6 separate regions of the Homo sapiens genome follow, and all the other regions are linked to region 1. The links are chromatin contacts, found by Hi-C or POLR2A ChIA-PET in ENCODE. All regions are on one chromosome and are shown on one strand. Each heading gives the region's core, a stretch centred on a gene start or an enhancer-like site at or near the end of the contact. The rest is flanking DNA. Distances are from core to core; before and after follow the strand shown. Region 1 holds the start of ZNF557 (zinc finger protein 557). Region 2 holds the start of MBD3L1 (methyl-CpG binding domain protein 3 like 1). Region 3 holds the start of MARCHF2 (membrane associated ring-CH-type finger 2). Region 4 holds the start of RAB11B (RAB11B, member RAS oncogene family). Region 5 holds the start of DUS3L (dihydrouridine synthase 3 like). Region 6 holds the start of RPS28 (ribosomal protein S28).

What was found. Hi-C counts contacts between places; a loop is a spot of excess contacts on that map. ChIA-PET counts read pairs that join two places held with the same protein, here RNA polymerase II (POLR2A). Pooled maps may share reads with other maps.
Region 2: a map of heart left ventricle shows a loop between it and region 1 (16-fold over the local background). The contact joins the promoter of MBD3L1 here to the promoter of ZNF557 in region 1. A Hi-C loop is called at or near these places in 3 of 168 maps with a recorded cell type or tissue (heart left ventricle and psoas muscle) and 16 of 50 pooled maps.
Region 3: a pooled map shows a loop between it and region 1 (11-fold over the local background). The contact joins the promoter of MARCHF2 here to the promoter of ZNF557 in region 1. A Hi-C loop is called at or near these places in 2 of 50 pooled maps. POLR2A ChIA-PET finds 5 or more read pairs at or near these places in 2 of 52 experiments (IMR-90 and activated T-cell).
Region 4: a pooled map shows a loop between it and region 1 (22-fold over the local background). The contact joins the promoter of RAB11B here to the promoter of ZNF557 in region 1. A Hi-C loop is called at or near these places in 5 of 50 pooled maps. POLR2A ChIA-PET finds 5 or more read pairs at or near these places in 2 of 52 experiments (Caco-2 and IMR-90).
Region 5: a loop to region 1 is called in a pooled map, with 24 times the contacts of the local background. The contact joins the promoter of DUS3L here to the promoter of ZNF557 in region 1. A Hi-C loop is called at or near these places in 11 of 50 pooled maps.
Region 6: a pooled map shows a loop between it and region 1 (10-fold over the local background). The contact joins the promoter of RPS28 here to the promoter of ZNF557 in region 1. A Hi-C loop is called at or near these places in 3 of 50 pooled maps. POLR2A ChIA-PET finds 5 or more read pairs at or near these places in 2 of 52 experiments (HEK293 and activated T-cell).

The regions. Positions count from the first base shown.
Region 1 is chr19:7,068,357-7,071,178 of GRCh38, forward strand. It overlaps ZNF557 (zinc finger protein 557), which reads left to right and starts at 1,347. Exons shown (of 8, transcript NM_024341.3): 1 at 1,347-1,417; 2 at 2,206-2,297.
Region 2 is chr19:8,830,980-8,833,801 of GRCh38, forward strand. It overlaps MBD3L1 (methyl-CpG binding domain protein 3 like 1), which reads left to right and starts at 1,398. Exons shown (of 3, transcript NM_001393532.1): 1 at 1,398-1,543. ZNF558 (zinc finger protein 558) reads right to left here and starts at 1,325. Exons shown (of 10, transcript NM_144693.3): 1 at 1,230-1,325; 2 at 339-422. RefSeq lists silencers at 1,105-1,374, 1,875-2,134.
Region 3 is chr19:8,411,947-8,414,768 of GRCh38, forward strand. It overlaps MARCHF2 (membrane associated ring-CH-type finger 2), which reads left to right and starts at 1,359. Exons shown (of 5, transcript NM_001005415.2): 1 at 1,359-1,474. RefSeq lists enhancers at 1-113, 984-1,484 and silencers at 976-1,335, 1,366-1,525.
Region 4 is chr19:8,389,013-8,391,834 of GRCh38, forward strand. It overlaps RAB11B (RAB11B, member RAS oncogene family), which reads left to right and starts at 1,348. Exons shown (of 5, transcript NM_004218.4): 1 at 1,348-1,444. The coding sequence starts at 1,405. It overlaps RAB11B-AS1 (RAB11B antisense RNA 1), which reads right to left and starts at 1,679. Exons shown (of 3, transcript NR_038237.1): 1 at 997-1,679. MIR4999 (microRNA 4999) reads right to left here and starts at 368; the gene lies at 278-368. RefSeq lists silencers at 980-1,261, 1,481-1,740 and an enhancer at 1,011-1,210.
Region 5 is chr19:5,789,789-5,792,610 of GRCh38, forward strand. DUS3L (dihydrouridine synthase 3 like) reads right to left here and starts at 1,375. Exons shown (of 13, transcript NM_020175.3): 1 at 1,256-1,375; 2 at 259-547. The coding sequence starts at 1,353. RefSeq lists an enhancer at 1,098-1,557.
Region 6 is chr19:8,320,133-8,322,954 of GRCh38, forward strand. It overlaps RPS28 (ribosomal protein S28), which reads left to right and starts at 1,364. Exons shown (of 4, transcript NM_001031.5): 1 at 1,364-1,437; 2 at 1,524-1,571; 3 at 1,821-1,959; 4 at 2,140-2,822. The coding sequence starts at 1,399. The coding sequence ends at 1,943. It overlaps NDUFA7 (NADH:ubiquinone oxidoreductase subunit A7), which reads right to left and starts at 1,243. Exons shown (of 4, transcript NM_005001.5): 1 at 1,176-1,243; 2 at 725-774. The coding sequence starts at 1,226. It overlaps KANK3 (KN motif and ankyrin repeat domains 3), which reads right to left. Exons shown (of 11, transcript NM_198471.3): 11 at 2,452-2,790. The coding sequence ends at 2,707. RefSeq lists enhancers at 1-330, 331-1,298, 1,153-1,392, 1,299-2,266, 2,267-2,822.

The DNA.
Region 1 (2,822 bases), core at 97-2,596:
TTTTCTTTTGATCTCTTAAATTTTAAAATTTCCTTTTTTATTTCTTCCTATGAATCCAACACCTATTTTCTCCACCAGAAATGTAGTTCTCTTTTCAGTAGATCCAGATGTGCACTAGACAATTAATCAGCTTTGGCTTTCACTTGGAGACATCCCTCCCTAGTCCTCCCTCCCCTCGTCCCCCTCTGGATGGGAGAAATATGCATACATGATCCCATTTTTGAAAGAAATTAGGAAGCTCAAAATCACACAAAAAGGCTGGGTGTGGTGTGGCTCACACCTGTAATCTCAGCACTTTGGGAGGCCGAAGTGGGGTATGACTTGAGGCCATGAGTTCTAGACCATCCTGGGCAACACAGACCTCCTCTCTACAAACAAATACAAAAATAGTCAGGCTTGGTAGTGTGGGAGGCCCGGGTGGAAGGATGGCTTGAGCTCAGGAGGTCGAGGCTGCAGTGAGCTATGATTGCACCACTGCACTCCAGCCTGGGCCACAGAGTGAGACCCTGTCTCAAAACAAACAAACGAAAAGCCACACACACACACACACACACACACGCCCTAAATGTGTGGCTATATCATTTTAACAGGCGGTGAATGTGGAGAAATGACTGAAGAAAACTTTAAAGAGTTCATTTTGCATCCTGCTACCTGAACAGTTTTAAAATCCACAAAAAGCCCTACACCCAAAAACTGACCTCCACCAAGTCTTGTCCTCTCAGCCTACTAGCTCAACCCCATTCCATGCCCCACCACTGCCTTATCTTGTCCACATACTCGCCCACCAAACCTGGTATTAACCCACAGCAAGATCCGCCCATCAAACCTAATGCCCGCCCACAACCTCGCCCCGGAACTTAGTCTCTGTCCTGACAGCCCCGCCCCCATGCCTGGTACCGCCCACGGTCCCGCCCCAGAACTTCTCCCCACCCCCGGAGCTGATCTCCACCCACACTCAGCCCTGCCTCCAGGCCTGGTACCGCCCACAGCCCCGCTCCAGAGTTGGTCCCCGCCCCCGGAACTGGTCCCCGTCAACACTCAGGCCCGCCTCCAGGCCTGGTACCGCCCACAGCCCCGCTCAAGAGCTAGTTCCGCCCCCAACCCTGCCACAGACCCGCGCCAGGACGACCCTGCCTCCGCGGCTGTCCCTAGCCAGGGCCCAACCTGGTTCTATTAATAACTAAGCAAACTAGAACACCTCAGCCGGAGGCTGGGGTGCGCGGCTGCTGCACCTGCAGCCTGAACCCGGGGGTCCTGACACGCCGCATTTTGGGCTGGGACCAGCTGGAGCCGGAAGCGGAGGTGCAGTGTGGCTAGCCGGAGACCGGAAGCGGAAGCGCGCTTGTGTCTTGTGAGAAGAGCCGCGCTTGCAGCGTCTGGGAGAATCTTTCGGTCTCCGCGAGAGGTGCTTCATTCCGTGAGTCCGAGTCCAGAGAGGGGCCCCAGCCGCGGGCCTGCGTCCCTCCCGGGAGCCGGGTTTCCGCCCCTGAGGCCTCGGGCTGTGCGCTCAGTTAAGCCCGAAGCTGCTGTTTCCTCCGGTGTCCGGGCCCCGCGCCCCTGTCATCCTCACTCTGTCGTCCTCACCCTGTCGCCCTCACCCGGGGCGATTCTGCGCCCCAGGGGACTTTTGGCTATAGTTGGAGACGGTTTGGGATGTCACAAAATGGAGGGTAGGAGGGACTGTGCTACTACTGTAATCTAGAGGGTGGAGGCCAGGGATGCTAGCAGCTCAGCATCCTGCAGCGCGTAAAGCAGCCGCCGCCAGCAAAGACTCATCCAGCCCCAAATGTCATTAGTGCCCAGGTTGGGAAACCCTGCTGGAGGGCATTAAAATCTCTGCAGTCCTGAATACACTGTAGAAATTATTTAGAATTCAGCCGAGTCCACTTATAAGGCCTAAAGTGACGAATTTAAAGCATCTGGAGTCACCATACAATCTCCAGCCAAATGAGTTAAGCAAGTCAGATGAAAACAGCTTTAAGCTTCTTGTCCCATTTTAGGGACCAGATGGCTGGATAGGAATCTGGTGAATTCAGGCACAGCCAGTAGCCTGGGTTCTTATTCTTTAAATCAATTTTTTTTAAGTGAATGGGGTGGTCTTTCTATGCAACAACTGTATTAGTCTCAGTAAATACATTTTACTATACGTACATATTACTCCCTACAAAAGGCCTCATAAGCGATTTTTGTGCCCTTTTTATTTAGACGAAAAAAGTATAATTCAAGCTCAGATTTGTGTTGAAACCAGCCTCAAGTTTCACCTATCCTCACTGATCCGTGGACTTCTGTATGATCAGGTAGGTACCGTGTAGAACCTGCAAGTTGCAAGACTCCACTGTGTAGAAAACCTGTGAATGGATTTTTCCTGTGTTCAGGTTGTAAACACAAGGACTCACTAACAGTGAGGGTATTTTTTTTTTTTTTTTTGAGACAGAGTCTCACTCCGTTGCCCAGCCTGGAGTGCAGTGGTGCGATCTCAGCTCATTGCAACATCTGCCTCCCAGGTTCAAGCAGTTCTCCTGCCTCAGCCTCCCAAGTAGCTGGAATGACAAGGGTGCACCACCACGCCCAGCTAATTTTTGTATTTTTAGTAAAGATGGGGTGTTGCCATGTTGGCCAGGCTGGTCTCGAACTCCTGACTTCAGGTGATCCACCCACCTCGGCCTCCTAAAGTGCTGGGATTACAGGTGTGAGCCACGAGTGAGGGTATCTTAAAAATTATTTGTTTGATGCCTTATATTCAAGAGAAGGATACTAAGGGGTGTGTGATAATGTGTGTCAAAATAAGTCAGTAAATACAGCTATATGCAAATCAGTACACA
Region 2 (2,822 bases), core at 148-2,647, 1.8 Mb after region 1:
ACTACATATACATGTAAATATTTTCTATACTTATATAAAATTCAGAAACTTTTAGCATTACGGCATACCAGAAAATCTGTCTTTAGCTACAGTTACACATCTTTACGTTATTTGTATGTTTGTTTTGTGGATACTTATTTGCATGTAACTGTATTTACTTATTTACACACATGTAACCATAAACACCTCTGTCTTTTTACCTTGAACTTTCCTTAAGATACCTTCACTCTTAGTGACTTCAATGTGGTTACAACCCCAGCACAGGAAAAGCCCACGAGGAGTTCTTCTACACAGCAGAGCCTGCTGAAACCTTGTTGTAGGTTCCACACTGTACTCACCTGGTCACCCAAAAACCCACAACAACAGGTGGACCTTGTGGCAGGCTTCAACACGAATCTGAGCTTGAATGATGCTTTTCTCATCTGAAAAAAAAAAAAAGACACAAAGATTTCTTTCGAGGCTTTGTATAGGTTGTACAGTTGTTGGATACGGCTGCCGGAAACACCATCCCATTCACTTTTTTTGGGTACTCAATGATTAAATGTGTAATAAGGGCCCAGCCTGTGGGCCATGACTGGCTTTACCTGATTCCCATCTGGCCATCTGCTCCGTAAGAGGGGAGAAAGCAGCTTAACGCTGTGTGCATTTGACTTGCTCAACTTACTACGCTGGAGAGAGATTCTATGGTGACTCCACAGGCTTTAAAAATATCTTGTCACTTAGAGGCCCTATTAAGTGACTAAACTGAATTTTTAACAATTTATGTAGTTTATTCAGAACTGCAGAGATTTTTTTTTTAAGGCCCTAGAGCAGGGTTTCCCAACCTGGCACTACTGATAATTCTTTGTTGTGGGGGACTGTCCTGTACAACGTAGGATCTTTAAGAGCAAGCAGCGTCCCTCTTCCCCGGCCTCCACCCTCTAGGTGACAGTAGCAGCCTCCCCTCCCCACAATTTGTGAAAACCACAGTCGTCTCCAGCTACAGCCAAAAGTCCCCTGGGGTGCGGAATCGCCCCGGGTGAGGGCGACTGGGGTTCCCTGAGGAGGCAACAGCGGCGCGGGGCCCCGACCCAGGAGCAAGCAGCAGCTTCGTGCTGACCTAAGCTCACAGCCCGAGGCCTCATGAACCGAAACACGGCTCCCTGGAGGGACGCAGGGCCCGTGGCTGGCGGTGTCCGCGGCCCACGTCGCCCCCTGGACTCGGACCCGAGCCCCCGCCAGTCGCTCACCGAGCCCGGCCCCTCCCGCGGGGCCAAAAGCGCCGACTCGCGGGGACGGAGGGACTCGCTCCCCGCTGCCCCACGCGCGGCCCCTCCCACGGTACCGCCCCGCGCTTCCGCTTCCGGTCTGGGGAGAGGTGCGCTGCACGTCCCCTTCCGGCTCGCGCGGGCAGCCTCGCAGAGTCGAGCGTGTTGGGGGTTCGGCGCTTAGGCGACAGGCGCGGCGGGCGGGAGCGGCGGCCGCGAACCCCAGCCTTGGGCAGAGGTGTTCTAGTTTGCTTAGTGGGCACAAAGTTGGGCCCTGGCCTGGGGCAGTAGCGGGGGTAAGGTTGGCCCTGGGGGCGGGGCCAGGCTGTGAGCCGCACGAGGCCTGGGGGCGGGGCTGGTTGTGGGCGGAGATCAGTTCCGGGGCGGGGCTGAAGGCGGGGAACCGGCTGAGGCCGTACCAGGCCTGGAGGGCGAGGCTGATTGGGCAGAGACCAGTTCCAGGGTCGGGGCTGTGGGTGGGGCCCAGTTCTCGGGGCGGATGGTATAAGGCTTCTAGAGCGGGGATGACTGAGCAGAGACCAGTTACAGGGGTGGAGACCTCCATTTCCGGGGCGGGGCTGAGCGGGAACCAGGCTGTGGTTGTGACAGCCCTGGAGGTTGGGGCTGGCTGTGGGCGGAGATAAGCTCCGGGCCGGGCGGAGGGCGGGGACTAGGCTGTGGGTGTACCGGTCTTGGAGGGCAGTGGTGATTGGCAGAGAGCAGTTCTAGGGGCGGAGCTATGGGGTGGCAGCAAGCCTGGGGGCGGGGCTGACTGTGGGCGGAGACCAGTTCTGGGGGCGGGACTGTGGGCTGCACCAGGCCTGGGGAGGGGGCAGTGGGTGGAGACCAGTTCCAGGGGCAGGGATCTGGGTATGAATAAAAGGGTGTATGATGTGGGTGGGTTGGGATAGGCCCAGGAGCCAGGATTGTGGGAGATCAGATTCAGGGGTAGGGCCTTCCTTGGATCCCTAGATTGTTGATACAGTTACTGCCCCATGTTCATACAACCCAATAGGATCAGATTATGTATGCACATTTGTCTATAACTTGCTTTCCCAAGGCAGAACATAGTGATTTAACACTAAGAGTTTAGGGGAGCAGGAGAGGACTGGGTCATAGATACACATATAGGAAAACTTAAGAATGGTACAAAGTCAGTCAAATATTCTCCCACCACGGTCTTTCAGTTCTTTTGCTCAGAGGCAAAAATAATTTTCTCCTCTATCTTTCCAGATATAGTGTGGACATGTATGTGTGTGTATGTGTGTATGCCGTAGTCATATTCATGGAATAAATGCTATTACCTCCCCCCCAACAAGTCTCTGTTTTATACACCATGGATATAGACTGAACAAAATAGGTAAACGTCCTTGCCCTCAGAGAACGTGCATTTTAGTTGTGAGTTGGGCAGGAGAAATGGACAGTGAATGTGATAAATAGAATACATGGTGGGTTGGTGCGTTAGATACCACTAAGTGCTGGTTGGACCTGGTGGCTTACGCTTGTAATCCCAACACTTTGGGAGGCCGAGGCAGGCAGATCACCTGAGGTCAGGAGTTCGAGACCAGCCTGCCA
Region 3 (2,822 bases), core at 109-2,608, 1.3 Mb after region 1:
ACTTTATTGGAAACTTTTCTTTTCTTTTTTTTGAGACAGAGTCTGGCTGTGTTGCCCAGGTTAGAGTGCAGTGGCAAGATCTCCGCTCACTGCAACCTCCACCTTGCAGATTCAAGCAATTCTCCTGCCTCAGCCTCCTGAGTAGCTGGAATTACAGGTGCCCACAACAAAACCCAGCTAATTATTTGTATTTTTAGTACAGACAGGGTTTCACCATGTTGGCCGGGCTGGTCTCGAACTCCTGACCTCAAATGATCCAAGTGCTGGGATTACAGGCATGAGTCACTGCACCTGGCCTTTGAATGGGCTCTGGGAATTACATGATAATATTAGATGAACATTAATTTTCTGATTTTGAAGGTTATACTGTGATTATGTGCAAAAGTGTGCTTATACTAAGTGAACATATAGTGCAGTATTTTTTTAAAAATTGATCTGTCTTAGAGATGGGGGTGGGTGAGTTTACTATGTTGCCCAGACTGGCCTCGAACTCCTGGGCTCAAGTGATCCTCTTGCCTCAGCCTCCAGAGCAGCTGGGACTACAGGCCTGGGCCACCACACTTGGCTAACTTTTATTTTATTTTATTTTATTATTTATTTATTTATGTATTTATTTGAGACAGAGTCTCACTCTGTCACCCAGGCTGGAGTGCAGTGGCGCGATGTCGGCTCACTGCAAGCTCTGCCTCCCGGGTTCACGCCATTCCTCTGCCTCAGCCTCCCGAGTAGCTGGGACTACAGGCGCCCGCCACCACGCCCGGCTAATTTTTTTGTATTTTTAGTAGAGACGGGGTTTCACCGTGTTAGCCAGGATGGTCTCGATCTCCTGACCTCGTGATCCGCCCGCCTCGGCTTCCCAAAGTGCTAGGATTACAGGCGTGAGCCACCGCGCCCATCCTTTTAAATTTTTTGTAGAGACGGGAACTCACCATGTTGCCCAGGCTGGTCCCCAACATCTGGCCTCAAGCGATCCTTCCGTCTCGGCCTCCCAAAGTGCTCCGATTACAGGCATGAGCCACTGCACCCGGCCAGTCTCAAAAAAAAAAAAGTTAAATTCTGCAGAGGTTTTATTTATTAGAGGACGCTGGCCGTCTGCAGGTGGCGCAGCAGCACCCCCTCGTGCCTGGGGCGGGGCTGGGGCGGGGCCAGTGCTGGGGCGGAGCCGGAGCTGGGGGCGGAGCCAAGACGCGGCAGGGGCGGAGCCAGCAGCTGCGGCACAGCGGGGCCTGTGCGGCCCAAGTCGTCCCTGTGGCCTCCGGCCCCGCCTCTTAGGGCGGGACGTGCAAGGCGATTGGCGAATGCAGGCGAGAGGCGGTCGCTATTGGTCCGCGGCGCTGTCGGCTCGGCGGGCGGTGCCCGGACGCAGGTGCCGGCCGGAGCGGAGCTAGTGGCGCCGACGGGCCGGGCCGGGCCGGGACCGGGGCCGAGGCGAACCGAGGGGCCTGTGCGGCCGCCCGGCCCGGCCGCGGATCAGGTAGGCACGGGCCTGCAGGTAGGGCCGGAGGACGCCAGTCCGCGGGCCGGCCCCGGGTTCGAGGCCGGAGCTCGGCACCCGGGCGGGACGGCTGGGCTCGATCCCTTGGCCACAGCCTTCTCGGGGACGCGGGGACCTCAGTTCCCGTGTCAAGGCCGGTGGGAGGTCTCCGGGGTCCGGCACACATAGGCGCCTCTCCGAGCCTCGGTTTCCCCACCTGTGAAACTGGGTCATCCCATTGCCAACCTGATGGGGCTTCTGGGAGGATTCAGGAGGTGGCTGGTGCAGAAAACGCCTGACACACAGTAGGCAACTGCTAAGTGGCCAATGCCCTTCCCCAACCTCCTTCTCAGAGCGGCTCTGCCTGCAAAATAGTAAGTTATAATATAATGACCCAGCCACTTTGCACAAAGATGCTGAAACAGGATGCCCTGTGCTATGTGGGTGCTCAAAACGGGGTAGTCAAATGGGCATGTTGAGCTCATTCAGTTCTTTTGAAACCATACTGAGTAGGTGGAAGCAGTAGAAATGTCCCCTGTTATACAGTTGAGAGAGTCCAGGCTCAAAGAGGTTAAGTGTCTTGCCCAGGGCCACACAGCACATAAGGAGTAGAGCTGGGATTGGAACCTTGCTTCTCATGCAGGGAGGAATGAATGCAATAACAACCTCCACATTTACCCTAAAAAATATTAATAGAGCTTTTATTGAGCACTTACTGTGTGTGCCAGGGTTGACTGTGTGACCTCTCATCAACAACTCTGTAAGCTGATGATAGTAATTATAATAAGAGCTAATAGTTATTAACTTCTTAATTTTTTACTAATTTATGAACTACATATCATTATGACTCCCCGTCTTTTTTTTTTTTAGACAGAGTCTCTCTCTCTTGCCCAGGCTGGAATGCAGTGGCACGATCTGAGCTCATTGCAACCTCTGCCTCCCAGATTCAAGCGATTCCTACCTCACCCTGGTCAAGTAGTTGGGATTACAGGCCCCCGCCACCGTGCCTGGCCAATTTTTGTCTTTTTAGCAGAAACGGGGTTTCACCATGTTGACCAGGCTGGTCTCGAACTCCTGGCCTCAAGTGATCCACCTTCCTTGAACTCCCAAAGTGCACAAAGTGCTGGGATTACAGGCGTGAGCCACTGCGCCCGGCCTGTAACACTCATTTTAGAGATGATAATACTGAGGCTGAGAGAGTAAAACAGCTGCCTGAGACCACAATGTAGGGAGTTTTAGGGCCCTCTGATTCCTCTGCCCTCTGTTTCCTACCTTCAGGAAAAGGAGCCTGGGCAGGTATGGAAAAGACTGGGGGGCCTCAGTGCCACCCTAAACAAGCCTAGCTAAG
Region 4 (2,822 bases), core at 98-2,597, 1.3 Mb after region 1:
ATCAGCCTGACCAACATGGAGAAACCCCGTCTCTACTAAAAATACAAAAAAATTAGCCAAGCATGGTGGTGCATGCCTGTAATCCCAGCTATTCGGGAGGCTGAGGCATGAGAATCGCTTGAACCCGGGAGGCAGAGGCTGCAGTGAGCCGAGAGCACACCATTGCACTTCAGCCTGGGCAACGACAGCAAAACTCCGTCTCAAAAAAAAAAAAAAAAACTGTCATAATTATTATTTCACTGGGTACATGTGTATCAAAACACACGCTGTACACCCTAAATATATAAAACAAACACATACTGTATTGTCAGGTAGTGATAAATCCTATCACTACCTGACAATACAGCAGTATGTGTTTTATTTTCTATATTACCTATTTTTATATTTTACCTATGTGGCAAAATATAGGACAAAAGAGGGGTAGTGGTAGGAGGTCCTGTTGGAGAGCATTGGTATCCAGTAAGGATTTAAAAGTATTTATTTAACAAAGAATAGCAGAAAGTGGACGGTTGATTCACACTTGGTGCAATCTCGGCTCACTGCAACCTCCACCTCCCAGGTTCAAGCGATTCTCCTGCCTCAACCTCCTGAGTAGCTGGGTTTACAGGCACCAGCGACCACGCCCGACTAATTTTTGTATTTTTAGTAGAAACGGGGTTTCACCATGTTGGTCAGGCTGGTCTCGAACTCCTGACCTCGTGATCCGCCAGCCTCGGCCTCCCAAAGTCCTGGAATTACAGGCGTGAGCCACCGCGCCTGGCTGATCTGGTTATTTTCAAAAGATTCCATGAGACGGGTTTCTTCAGTTTACAGAGGAGGAAACTGAGGCACAGAAGGATAACCCAGTGAGTCCCAATATAGAGATGGAGACTGCAACCGAGAAAGGGGACCCAGCGCTGAGGTCCCCGGAAATGGTCATTTATGGGCTTGGGGGGCGACCAGGGCAGCGCGCGCTGACCTATGACGTCATCGGGACGTTAAGCATCGTAGCATTACCTGGACGTAGCCCCATTTCTCTTCCCGGACAGGTCCTCTGATAGTCGGGTAGGTTCTCAATCAAGCCTCTCATTAGTTATTTGGTCTGTCAATCCATTTCATTCCTGCAGTCTTCCGCCCCGCCCTCTTGAGCTCGCCCCTGATAGGCTGGCGCGTCCGTCACTTCAAAAAGGTCCGCATTCCTTCCGCCTTTCTCCAGGACACCGAGGGCGAGGAGGGTGGTACCAAGCGGCGCCCACCCTCAGAGCACTACTTCCATCTCTGATTGGCTTCGCTGGGTGCCCGTCGCTACTCCACTCGCCGCTGATAGGCCATTCAACCGCCGCTCTGCGCGGCGCCGGCTCCGCCCCCGTCGGGTGTTTGTGGTGGGGCTGCGGAGTCGCCGATCCCGCCGGAAGCGCCAGGACAATGGGGACCCGGGACGACGAGTACGACTACCTATTCAAAGGTGCGGCCGGTGGGGCACAGACGGGCGAAGTCGTGGCGGCGAGGCGGCGGGCAGACGGGCCAAGGCCGCGCTCCAGGCCGCTGGGCCCAGGCCGGAGCCCGGGGCTTGGGGCCCGGCGGGTCAGGCAGCCGGGAAGGCCGGAGCCGACCGGGCAGCATCAGCTTCGGGCTAGGATGCGCGGCTATACGGAGCCGGAGGCCCGGAGAGACCTGGGGGACCTAGGACGCGCCGGGGCGGGGCCAGAGCCTAGAGGGGGTGGGGCCCGGAGCGGTGGGAGAGGCTGTTAGGGCGGGGCCTCCGCAGGGGGTGGAGCTTTCCCAAGATTTGGCGGGCCGGGCTGGGCTGAAAGCGTGATTCGGGATGGGGGCGGGGTTTTTAGGGGCGGGGCTAAGGCGTGATGGGCGTGACCAATAGGTGGGTTGGGCCTGGGCAAACGGAGGCGGGGCTCTCACGAGGCTTGTCCTGATTGGGGCAGCGTGTTTGGGGGTGGGGCCCGGGAGAGGCGGGGCAGGCAATGGGGGCTGGGCCGAGATGAGGGCCTGGGGGTGAGGTGTGTGGTGGTGGGAGCCTTGGATTGGGGTGCAAAGCTGGGATTGAGTGGAAAGGCACCCGTGTGTGCAGCAAGAATTCCATCTCTTCACTCAGAACTCTCAACAGTGCTAAGCCAGTACTTGCACTTTTCTGAGCACTTTACCCGAATTAACTAAAATCCTCACTGCAGCCCTTTGAGGTTGATACTAACCAGCCTCTCTTTTTACACGTTGGGAAACTGAGGCCCAGAGTGACAAAGACACAGTTTATAAGTGTTGGAACCCGATTGAGCCCAGGCCACCTGTAGGCCTTACCACTTAGGAAGCGTGTCTTAGGGGGCTTGTGGCCAGCATCTGGGACTTTGGGTTGTTGGACCAACTTCTTCCAACACGTGCGCACTGATGGCCGGGGCCCCAGCCAGCCTGCTGGAGGGTCTTCCCCGCCCGAGGGACTGAGGGGGCTCTAGGAGCATCACATAAGGCCTAGGTAGATCAGGCAGCCATTGCCCATTTAGGGACAGCTGGAGGAAGCCGGAGTCCCTTGTTTCTCAGCTGAGCCTTCTGTGCCCAGCTACACTTTGGCCTAGTGGTCTGCCCTGGTTGCTGGGCTCCCTGGCTGACAATGGCAGCCCTTGAGGGCTAACCCCTGGATCCAAGGTGCCTTCACCCTGCGGCCTGCTCTATGAGGGCCTGCGTCGCACATCAGCTGTTGGTATCCTCACCTCGCTGAGCCGTTCCTCCGAGTGTGCTCTGTGGCTTGCACCAGGCCTAGCTGGGCCTTGTGTCTGGTCTCATCCAGCGTCTTCTGATTGTGGGGAATGAGGCAGAGGTCTCCCCACCTGGGCTGT
Region 5 (2,822 bases), core at 125-2,624, 1.3 Mb before region 1:
AACTCTAGATCACCCCTCCTGGCTCTTGTGTCCCTGAGCAAGTCAGGCACCTCACCGTGCCTCTGCATCTCCATTTATACAATGAGAACAATGACAAGCCCTACAATGTATCCCGAGGAGAATGAAGACGGAATGGCATCAGAGCAAGCTCACTGCTCGTTGCTGAAGGCCCAGGAGCTTTCTAACAATTACCCGCTGCCAGGAAACACACCCTGCTCCTGCCTGCCCCGGCAGGAATGCTCACGTGGCCGCACTTGCCTGGATTAGGGAGGGACACAGCCTGTTCTTGTCGTAGTTCGTGGGCTTCACATGGGGCCGGCCCTTGTTTTGTCCCCGGGCCCTCTTCTGAGTCTGTAGCTGCTCCCCGGGCTCTGCTGCCTCCTCCGTCTGCCCGTCCGCCGTCTGTCCATCCTCCAGTCGGATCCGCTTAGCCTCAGGCTCAGCCAGCTCATTGCCAGCAGGGTCTCCTACCTCGGTTTCCCGGCAAGTCTTCTCCTGCCCTTTGGCTTCCAGGAATTGGTGAAACTGCTCCTTGGTGGTGAGGTATCTGCCGACAGAAAGGGAAAGGAAAACCCTCCGAACATAGTCAATAAACACTGGGGAAAGGAGGCTAGAAACACTTGCACGTCCTTAAATCCTTCTGCTGATGGGGAGCTCACTACTTAAGAACCAGCCAGCTCCCAGCCTGGGAGCCCCTCACGGCCTCAAAAAAGACCTATTTTGTCCCTGGGTCCTCACTGTCCAAAGTGTTGCGCGAAACTATTATCAGGTTCAGTCAAGAACGTCCCTGCGCACGTTAGGCTGCGAAAAACTACAATTCCCAGCATGCCTTGAAGCGGAGTCTAAGCCACCACATTTCCCAGCACGCCTTTCGGCCCTTCAAACACCGCAGGCCCCAGCACGCCCCGCGGCACTCGCTTCAACCCCAAGACCCGCCAGTAACGGCCGCTGGCAGAGCACATGCGCCGTACGTCCATATGCAGGGACTACAATCCCCAGTATGCAGCGCGGGCCTGGCCTCAAATCCCACCTGCCCTAGCATGCACGTGGTGTCCTTCGCGCATGTGACAGGCCCCAACGTGCACGATCTCAGGTACCTCCGCTGACCACCCTGCAGGCGGAAGAACGGCCCGGAATGAAGAGCCGGTGGCTTCTCGCCCTCAGCCGCTGCCTAATCTCCCGGCATGCACAGCTCGGACCGCGCTATGGGTGCCGGAAAAGGCCCTTCAGCTTCCCTCCTGCCCCGGCGACTCACTGACGCTTAATGGGCGCCACTCCTCGTTCCAAAGCTCCGGCTCCCGAGTCGCCACCACCACCATTCTCTAGAGGAGCCTCCGCCGTTCCCTCCGCCATCGGCGCCCCTCACATCCGCTCTGGAGTGTGGCGGGAAGACCTTCCGGGTCACGCGTGTCTTCCCTGATTGTGCTGGGGAAGTGCGCATGCTCATGTCGTTCCAATGACGCCATTGCTCGCTCGTGACGCCACGGGGGCGGTGCCTGCACATGGGTGGAGCCTCAGGTCCTATATAAACTAGAGCCTGGCCAATTGCGAACTGGACTGCAATCAGCTTCTGGACTGAGGAAATTTAACTGTTAGGGTGTTTTGGAGGTTTTTGTCTTTGTTGTTCTGTTGAAACGGTTTCGTTCTGTCGCCCAGGCTGGAGTGCAGCGGTACGATCACGACTCACCGCAGCCTCGTCCTGGGCTCAAGCTATCCTCCCACCTCAGCCTCCCAAGTAGCTGCGTCTACAGACATGCACCAATAGGCCTGGATAATTTTTAAATTTTTTGTAGAGACGAGGTCTTGCCAGGTTGCCCAGGCTGATCTTGAACTCTTGGGCTCAAGCGATTCTCCCACTTTGGCCTCCCAAGCATTGGGATTACAGGCGTGAGCCATGGTTCCCGGCCCCTGCTAGGGTTTTTAAAAATGTAAATTAGGGGTCGGGAGCGGTGGCTCACGCCTGTAATCCCAGCACTTTGGGAAGCCGAAGCGGGCGGATCACTTGAGGTCAGCAGTTTGAGACCAGCCTGGCCAACATGGTGAAACCCCGTCTCCACTAAAAATATAAAAAATTAGCTGGGCGTTGTGGCACATACCTGTAATCCCAGCTACTTGGGAGGCTGAGGCAGGAGAATCGCTTGAACCCGGGAGGTGGAGGTTGCAGTGAGCTGAGATCACGCCATTGCACTCCAGCCTGAGGGACAGAGCGAGACTGTCTCTAAATAAATAAATAAATAAGGCCGGGTGTGGTGGCTCACGCCTGTAATCCCAGCACTTTGGGAGGCCGAGGTGGGCACGTCAGGAGTTCGAGACCAGCCTGGCCAACATGGCGAAACCCCGTCTCTACTAAAAATACAAAAATTAGCCAGGCATGGTGATGGGCGCCTGTAATCCCAGCTACTCAGGAGGCTGACGCAGGAGAATCGCTTGAACCTGGGAGGCGGAGGTTACGGTGAGCCGAGATCGGCCGTTTCACTCCAGCCTGGGCGACAGAGCAAGACTCCATCTCAAAAAAAAAAAAAAAAAGTAAATTACACTACTTTTATGCAGGACATTAGTTTCAACAAATAATTAGTTGAGCATCTGTATGCCAGATGCTGTGCTAGATGCTGGGGGCGTGGTAGTAAACAAAACGGAGAAATCATTACCTTTAAGAGCTAACTTGGGAGTCGGAAACACAGACGAAAAACATAATACTCCTCGGAATTTTGGAGATTGGTTCCAAGACCGCATATACCAAAATCCGCGTATACTCGTCCCCCAGTTGCCCAACAGAATCCCTGTATAGGAAAAATCCGCCCTTTGTATCCGCAGGTTTCCCA
Region 6 (2,822 bases), core at 114-2,613, 1.3 Mb after region 1:
CGTGAGCCACCGCGCCCGGTCAGAATGTTTTTTCAATAATTATTCTTTGAATGGGTCCTTCCCATCATTCAGGGGACTCAACTGTCAATTTCCAAAGAAAGATCTTTCCCAATCATCTGACTTTACGTAGCCACCCTCCAGCTTCCACTTATTTTGTTTTGTCTTCAAAGCATTCCAGAACAATACTACCTGCTGTGTTTGTTTCCCTACTATGCTTCTCCCTAGAATGTGGCGTCCATGAAAGAATGTGGATAAGAACTTTCCTGGTTCACAAAGTTAAACCCAAGGCTGAGGTCATACATGACGGGGGCTTGTAAATATCAACTAATATTTTAATATAAATGAGTCTGAAATCAGGACACTTCTGGGTTCAAGTCCCCGCTGCCACTTTTTAGCTTCTGAGTGACTTGAGGCAAATGATTTCGCCTCTCTGGACCTCTTTTTTCATCTGTAGCTTGGGGATAACACTGACTAACATGGCCACGCTGAGCACTGCAAATCTAGCCTGATTGCCAGTCAGAATGCACGCCCGGCCTCGCTGTTTCAGGAGGGCTGTCCTCCGGAGTTCAGCAAGGTTAAAGGCAAACCTCTGCCTCCACAGCCTGGCAGGGGACTGGTGGCAGGATGTCAGCCCTCCGTTTCAGGGGTCTAAAGGAACACAGATTTCGTTTTTGGTGGAGAAAGGACAGAGCCAGAGGCTGGGCAGCGAGCGGGGCCTGCTCACCGCTTGGAGATCTCCTGGTAGCGTAGCTGCAGCTTCCCCTGCAGGTCATGCTGTGGGAAGAGGAGAGGAGAGGTCGGCCTGCAAGGCACCCCAGGAGAGAGGAAAGGAGAGGGCAAGGGACCAGGGATGGTCCGGGGATGCGCATTTTAAGGGAAGGCAGGGGATGAACACTCGGGGAAACGGATGTGGGTCCTGCAGGTGAAGAGCAAAGCCAGAGTCCGGGCCCACAGATCCAAGGCTAAGAAGGTCGGGGACTGGGGAAATCCCAGGCCTGAGTGGTTCCCAGGCCAGGAGAGGGTCCCGGGCTGAAGGGGTGACTAGCTGGGGGTTCCCAGGGAGATTCGGGGAGAGCGAAGGGTCCCGGCTTAGGAGGGAGGTGAGGAGCAGGAGCGGGTCCCGGACACACGGAGCCCGAAGCCCCCCATGGTGCAGCCCTGTCCGCCCCGCGCACCCCGGACGCCCAGTTCCGCAGCCGCTGGATGAGACGGGTGGCGGACGCCATCTTCCGTCCGCGATACTGAAGGGCGCAGCCGGTGACGTCTCCACCGCTGGGGCTGCTGGGAAAGACGCGGCGTGGTATCGCGAGACGGGAGTGGGCGGTGCTAGAACGTCCTATAAAGGCTCTCCCCGAAGCACGTGACTCCTCTCCGCCAGACCGCCGCCGCGCCGCCATCATGGACACCAGCCGTGTGCAGCCTATCAAGCTGGCCAGGGTGAGGTGGGGGCCCGAATTTGGGGGCAGGGGGAGGGATTAGAGGAGCCAAACGGGCCGGGTCTGAACCCAGCTTCTTTCCTCCAGGTCACCAAGGTCCTGGGCAGGACCGGTTCTCAGGGACAGTGCACGCAGGTAATCGGGTGGGGGCATTTGGCCGACTGCCGGCGACCTAAACCCTGATGTGACCTCTACCCTGCCCTAACCCCTGCCAGCCGGAATCCGGGAGCCGATTCTCATTTCATCACGGGGTTCTGATGGTTCCCTTTAACGATCTGTATTCTGGCCCCGACACGTTCTCTGAATTCATATCTGCTTCCCACTCCGCGGTGCCTTTCCGCGGCCCGCCCTTACTTCTTCCTCCACTCCGGTGGGGACCCGTAGGTGCGCGTGGAATTCATGGACGACACGAGCCGATCCATCATCCGCAATGTAAAAGGCCCCGTGCGCGAGGGCGACGTGCTCACCCTTTTGGAGTCAGAGCGAGAAGCCCGGAGGTTGCGCTGAGCTTGGCTGCTCGCTGGTGGGTGCAAAGAGGACACCCCTTTGATAGACCTTTGGTTGGTGGTAGGGAGGCTTCGTTAAGCCCAGGGTGAGAGGGTTTGGGAGGCAGAGTCTACATACAGAGACTGACAAGAGGGAGGCGGGAGTTTGCCAATTGCTGCGGGGCCTGTCAACATCTCATGTTTGGGTCTGTTTACAGGGTCTTGGATGTCGGGTTCGACCACTTGGCCGATGGGAATGGTCTGTCACAGTCTGCTCCTTTTTTTTGTCCGCCACACGTAACTGAGATGCTCCTTTAAATAAAGCGTTTGTGTTTCAAGTTAACTCAGGTTCTTGTCTGGGTTATACGACTAGGGTTTCTCCAGGTTTCTTGAGTGGCTCCCAGGCGGTCACCGATCCTCCGCACTCTGGAAATCCTGGCCGTGCGGTCTTGCCAAACGAAGCTTTTCCTTTTTGAGGCGGGGGGTCGTGTTTGTCGATTGCACCCTCTACCCCAAACAAAACACAAGCGTAGTAGGAATGTTTTATTAGCAAAGAAGTTTCAGAGAGTGGGTGGATCAGGGCTCTATCACTTGGTCCCCACCTCACCTTGGTGGGGCCAGAGTGAGCCCCTTCCTGCCACAGTCACCCCAACTGAAATTGCCTTTCTCTTCGGCCAGTGTTAGCCTCTGAGCAGGGGACCCTGGACCCTTCTGTGCGCCAAAGGCTGAGGTGACTGACGAGGAGATCTCCCCACAGCTAGGTGTAGTGAGCCAGACGAGGCAGCTTACTGAACCTGGGGGTTCTCTCCATTGTCACCGCATTCTCCTTCACCAGGTGTGGCTGTCTGGGAGCCAGGGGGTGACTCGCTCTGGAGAGAGGGGAAAAGAGGGGGGCCTGCTG